Regions from separate parts of the Mus musculus genome. Here region 2 is linked to region 1. The links are chromatin contacts, found by Hi-C or POLR2A ChIA-PET in ENCODE. All regions are on one chromosome and are shown on one strand. Each heading gives the region's core, a stretch centred on a gene start or an enhancer-like site at or near the end of the contact. The rest is flanking DNA. Distances are from core to core; before and after follow the strand shown. Region 1 holds the start of Foxk1 (forkhead box K1). Region 2 holds the start of Lnx2 (ligand of numb-protein X 2).

Region 1 (2,700 bases), core at 5-2,504:
TTTTGAAACAGTGTTTCCACTATGAACGTGGAGCTCACTGATTGGCTAGGCAGGCTGGCCAATGAGCTTCAGGGATCTATCTGTCAACCTTTTACCCAAAGCGCTGGGAAGATCGAAGCTCTCAATGGGTTTTGAAGTCGGTCCCGGGGAATGAACTTTCCTGTCTTGGGGGATGAGTGCCATCAGGCAATTTACCAACTGTGTCAGCTCCTTCAGTCATTATTAAATGTGAGAAATCGAGTGTGTATGTGTGTGCATGCACTCGCGCGCTGCAGGTCCTGGGGGAAGACTTGGGGGAATTAGCATCCCAGTGCAGGACCTTAAATTCTCAAGGGATTCACATGGTGCCAAGTTCACCATTTAAGTGTTTTCAACTACCGTCAATCTTCGGGTGTCCACAGTCCCTAGAAACAGGCAGAACTGTTCGCCTTAAAAGGAGCAAGGGGAACCAGCTGTGGTGGTGCACAGCTGTGACTCCAGCAAGAATTGCGGAGCCTGAGCCGGGTTGGTCGTCAGCTAGAAGCCAATCTGGTCTACATACATAGACCCTGTCTTTAAAAAATGAATTTTTAAATTGATTTTAAAGGGCTAGGCACACACCTTAATAGCTACACTCAGGAAGCTGGAACAGGAAGATCATGAATTTGAGGCCAGCCTGATCTAGGTATTCAAAACCAGGCTAGCCTTGGTATGAGACAGGATCTCAAACAACAAAACAAGAACAATCGAGATGGTTCAGTAAATAAAGGTGCTTGTCACCAAGCTTGTCGACCTCAATGCCATCCTCAGAACCCCACAGGGTAGGAGAGAATAGACTGCTGAGAGCTGTCCTCTCTGACCACACAAACACACGTGCGCGCGCGCGCGCACACACACACGTGGTAAAGAACCACAAGTAAATAAATGAATGAATAAAATGTAATTTGCAACATTATACCAAACCAAAAAAAAAAAAAAAGCAAAGCACAGAAAGAGTAGCTGTGCAGAAACGATCAGTAAGGAGCAGAGACCATTTCAAGCATCCCTGGACTTTAAACTCCAGCCTCAATAGGACACCCCTAAAAACGTGATGAATCCAAGCACCCTTCGGGACTGGAGGAGGGGGCTCTGTGTCTCTCTGCACCCGCCCACCTCGAGTGGAAGCTGCGCGCGCAGCGCGAGGGTCCTGCGGTGTCCCGGCTCCGCTCCAGGCCACGATCCAGCCCGGGTTTCCGCGCGCGCCGCCCCGCCCCGCCCCGCGCCGCCTCGGCCGCCACCGGAGCCGCTCGGAGCTGCGCGAACATGGCCGAAGTCGGCGAGGACAGCGGCGCCCGCGCCCTGCTGGCGCTGCGCTCGGCTCCCTGCAGCCCCGTGCTATGCGCCGCGGCTGCGGCCGCCGCCTTCCCGGCCACTACGTCCCCGCCGCCGCCGGCGCAACCTCCACCCGGGCCGCCCGCGCTGCCCGCCGAGCCCGGCCCCGGGCCGGTGCCCTCCACCGTCGCCACTGCCACCACCACCGCGCCCGCCCTGGTGGCCGCGGCCGCTGCCTCCGTGCGCCAGAGCCCCGGGCCTGCCCTGGCTCGCCTGGAGGGTCGGGAGTTCGAGTTCCTGATGCGACAGCCCAGCGTCACCATCGGCCGCAACTCGTCGCAGGGCTCGGTGGACCTAAGCATGGGCCTGTCGAGCTTCATTTCCCGGCGCCACCTGCAGCTCAGCTTCCAGGAGCCTCACTTCTATCTTCGCTGTCTCGGCAAGAACGGCGTCTTCGTGGACGGGGCCTTCCAGAGGCGCGGAGCGCCCGCCCTGCAGCTACCCCAACAGTGAGTACTGCGCCACCCTCGGGTCACCCCTCTCCGGACCTGGCCTGAACCCCCTGGCCACCCCTGACCTCTACCCCGCCCAGCTTGGCTCCTTGTCACTCTGTGATCTCGACCCTGCTCAACCTGAACCCCCCGCCCCCCGGTCACCCCCTGAACTCGCCTCCGCCTGGTCTGGCACCTGGGTCGAGCCTCAAATTTCTTACCGTTCCCACCGGGTCCCAGCCCTTGGTCACTCCCTCCTCCATCTCGACCCTGCCAGGCCCTAGCCCCTCTAATCTCGACTCTATCCGGCTCTGATTCCCTAGCCATCTCCCAGTCTTGATCCCACCTAGCTCTGACCCCTGGTTACACAGATCTCCATCCCACCCGGCCCAGCTGAGCCTGATCCTTAAGTTACTGGTGATCTCACCCATCACCTGGCTCTGACCCCGTGGTTGTCCTGATCTTAATCACGACCCAACTAACCCTGACTCCCCAGTTAACTCATTGGGCACTGATCCCTGGATGGGCCCGACTCCCATTCAGCCTGAAATCCTGTCACCCTGACCCTGGACAGGCCTGAACACTTGGGTCCATTCTAACCCCTTTCTCTCTCTCTGACTCTGACTCTGACTCTGTCTGTCTGTCTGTCTGTCTGTCTCTCTCTCTCTCTCACACACACACACACACACACACACACTTACACACACACACTTGCACACTCCCCAACCCCATCTGTCTTCCACTCCTCCCATGTTGGAGTTGGCTACCCATGATCTCCAACCCTTTCTGAACCCAGCTTATCCCTAATCCCACCTGGCCTCAATACCTGGGGTCACTCTTGACCCCCATCCTACCAGCCAGAAGCCGTTACCCCTGACTTCCCTTAACCTGAAGGTCCTAGGGCCACCCCTAACCCTTA
Region 2 (2,700 bases), core at 60-2,559, 4.7 Mb after region 1:
ACAAACCTTGGACTTAGTGGATGGACTGAATTAAAAACAATGTGACTCTAGAGCTGCTTTGACTTGGCCTACATTTGACCCCTTTGGGAAAACTCACATGGAATTTGGACAGGCTAAAACGGCAAAACCTTGTTAGCTCAACAATGATCTGCCGGCCAAATAGGACACTAGATTCCCCCATCTTCCTTCTTTACCTGCCAAAGTCCTTTTCTCCAAAGGTGGGTGGGTGGGGGAGGGTTTTCAAACCTATCAAAGCAAACAGGACTGACCTACTGAGATCCTGCGTCTGTGCTATGTCACTGAACAGGCTAGAGAAAACGCAAATTGTGTCCTGGGAAGGAGGCCAATGTCTAAGTACTGTGACTGAAAAGAATGTGACATTCTTAAAGTGAAGGCAGTTTGGATAAACTGGAGCTCACGGTTGCCTCCAACTACCCTTGCCATTGGTTTCTGGGCTTTTTTTTTTTTTTCCCCAAAGAAAAATTGGCGGGGTGTGGGGCACACGCCTTTCTAACCCTACAGCACTCAAGAAAGAGGCGGATCTCCGTGAGTTCCAGGCTAGCCAAGGCTACAGAGTGAGAAGAAGAAAAATTGATTCGATAAAGCCACGCGGAAGCGTCCTTAAGGCTCCTGGCAAACACACACTCTTAAATGCAAACGGAAATACTAGAACACTCCATTAAAAAGTCCTTGCGTGAAACGTGGCAGAAAGCTTTGAAAAGCCAGCGATGTCTTTCCCAAGAGGTGCTTTGTGCGCAAATGCTTCCAAATCGGGACTCATATTTTGGAAATTATACCCCCCACGCTCCCAAACATGTCAAATCTGAAGAGAAAGGTGAGAATTCCCCCGCAACAGGCTGGGGCAAGGAGGAGGGTGCCTCTCTGCTCATCCCTTCCAGGAAACAAAACCAGAGGGCAACTAGCTAGCGCCACTCTGGCTCCAGACAACGTGCAGACGCAAAGTGCAAGAACTCGTTCCCAAACCTCCATGTCTTGAAAAGCGAGAGGCGCGCAGACCTGCATCGGGGTTCCTGGAACCCGCACCCGCACCGGGCCGGGCCAGACAGCACGCGGCCCCCAGCGGTCCCCCAGATGGTCCCCCCTACCCTGACGCCACACCCCGTCACCGCCCGCACCTGAGGCGAAGTAACTCACTGAGGGAAAGCGGCGGGCTCCCCGCGGGAGCGCTGACGAGGACGCCGCCCGGCTCCGCTCCGCTGGGACTCGCCGCCGCCGATTTCCTGGCGAGAAGCAAAGTCCGGCCAAGACTTTACTTCTCAACCGCCCCTGCTGCCTTTCCCCTAGGGGGCGAGCGCAGAGGCCCAACCCGACACGCACCTGAGCCAATCAACGGCGGACAAAGGCGGGACTAAGAGCGGGCTCGGAGCCTCTCGACCAATCAAGGAGTTCGAGGGGCCGAGTCGGCCCTGCTCATCACCCCCGTGTTAGAGTGAGCGCGTTCCGCCCTCCGCCATCGCTCCCGGCCGGATTCTCCCTCTCAGACACACAGAGAAAACGCTCGGGAAGTGTCTGCGTGCACCCCTGGAGCGCCGCGCCGGGCGTGGGACAGCTGAAGGGAGGGGAGGGCTGCGGGACCAGGCTGAGGGAGAACAGGTGGCGGGGGGCGGCTGACGTGTAGGTGTGCAGGGCGAGGGGACAGCTGGGTGGGGCGGGGACCCAGCCTGGCCAGGGTCAGGTGGGAGCTGGGAGGATGCACCTGAGAAGAAGGGCGGTTCCTTGGGATCAAAGGGAAAAGGAGCTGCCAGTCCCACAGCGTGAGCTCCCGAGGAAGGAGGGCGGTGCTCCAAACTCTCACTTCTCTCGCAAAAGAAAGACCATCGCAGCCCTTGCACCTAGTGGAGATGTACATTTGCACCCCAGGGAGAAAAATTTTTAAAACCCACAGTATCGTCAGGAGAGTCATCTCTGCACAACAGTCTCTCTGCTTTTTCAAGGTGCCCCATGAAAGGCCCCTGAGGACTCAAGTCCTGGGAATAGCCAGCCCTGGGGCAGTCGGGTTCCTGGAGAGCCTAGCAGGCCAGAGATCCGACTCTGACTCTTTTTAAATAGCAGGTGTCTCGGGGCGACAGGTGAGAGCCTATGCTCTTCAGTGGCACTTGGGGACCGGCTGGCTGTGCCCGGCAGCTGGCTTAGCTTCCGCAGTTCCAGGTGAACCGTCCTGCCCGCGCCTGGGCGTGGTCGGGGGCGGGACCCGGTTTAGCCCCGCCCACAGAGGGCCCTGCCGCGCCGCTGCGGCTCCGCCCCCCTCCTTCCGTCATCCGCTTCTTCCGTCGGTGGTTTCTTCCTTCCTGCCTTGTCCCGCACCTTTCGCGACATGGGGAAGAGCTTCCATTTCGCCAGCGCCACCTGAGGATTTCCTGGAGCCGCCACCCCCACCTCCCGCGATGGAAGACGATCAGGAGCTGGAGAGGTAAGGGTGGAGGGGAAGAGTGGAGTGGGGCGGCGGGTCGGGCCAGCGAAGCGGGTGGCGAAGGGGCACGCGGCCGACTGCGGCCCGGCGTGGCGGCTAGGCCTGACCCCAGGCGCTGGGGAAGGAAGGAGAGAGAGTAGAGCGGGCCGGGTTGGGAAGAGGGAGGAGCCGTGGGTTTATTTGTAACAGAAAAGCCCAGAGGGATGCTAGCCATCCGGGAGGGGAGAGAAGTTGGGAATCATGCTGTAAGTCCCAAACTGCCACCACCC

The links. Hi-C counts contacts between places; a loop is a spot of excess contacts on that map. ChIA-PET counts read pairs that join two places held with the same protein, here RNA polymerase II (POLR2A).
Region 2: a loop to region 1 is called in a map of regulatory T cell, with 10 times the contacts of the local background. The contact joins the promoter of Lnx2 here to the promoter of Foxk1 in region 1. A Hi-C loop is called at or near these places in 1 of 37 maps with a recorded cell type or tissue (regulatory T cell). POLR2A ChIA-PET finds 5 or more read pairs at or near these places in 1 of 5 experiments (Patski).

Annotation. Positions count from the first base shown.
Region 1 is chr5:142,400,243-142,402,942 of GRCm38, forward strand. Foxk1 (forkhead box K1) reads left to right here and starts at 1,255. Exons shown (of 9, transcript NM_199068.2): 1 at 1,255-1,799. The coding sequence starts at 1,282.
Region 2 is chr5:147,075,263-147,077,962 of GRCm38, forward strand. It overlaps Lnx2 (ligand of numb-protein X 2), which reads right to left and starts at 1,310. Exons shown (of 10, transcript NM_080795.4): 1 at 1,156-1,310. Polr1d (polymerase (RNA) I polypeptide D) reads left to right here and starts at 2,084. Exons shown (of 3, transcript NM_181730.4): 1 at 2,084-2,431. The coding sequence starts at 2,406.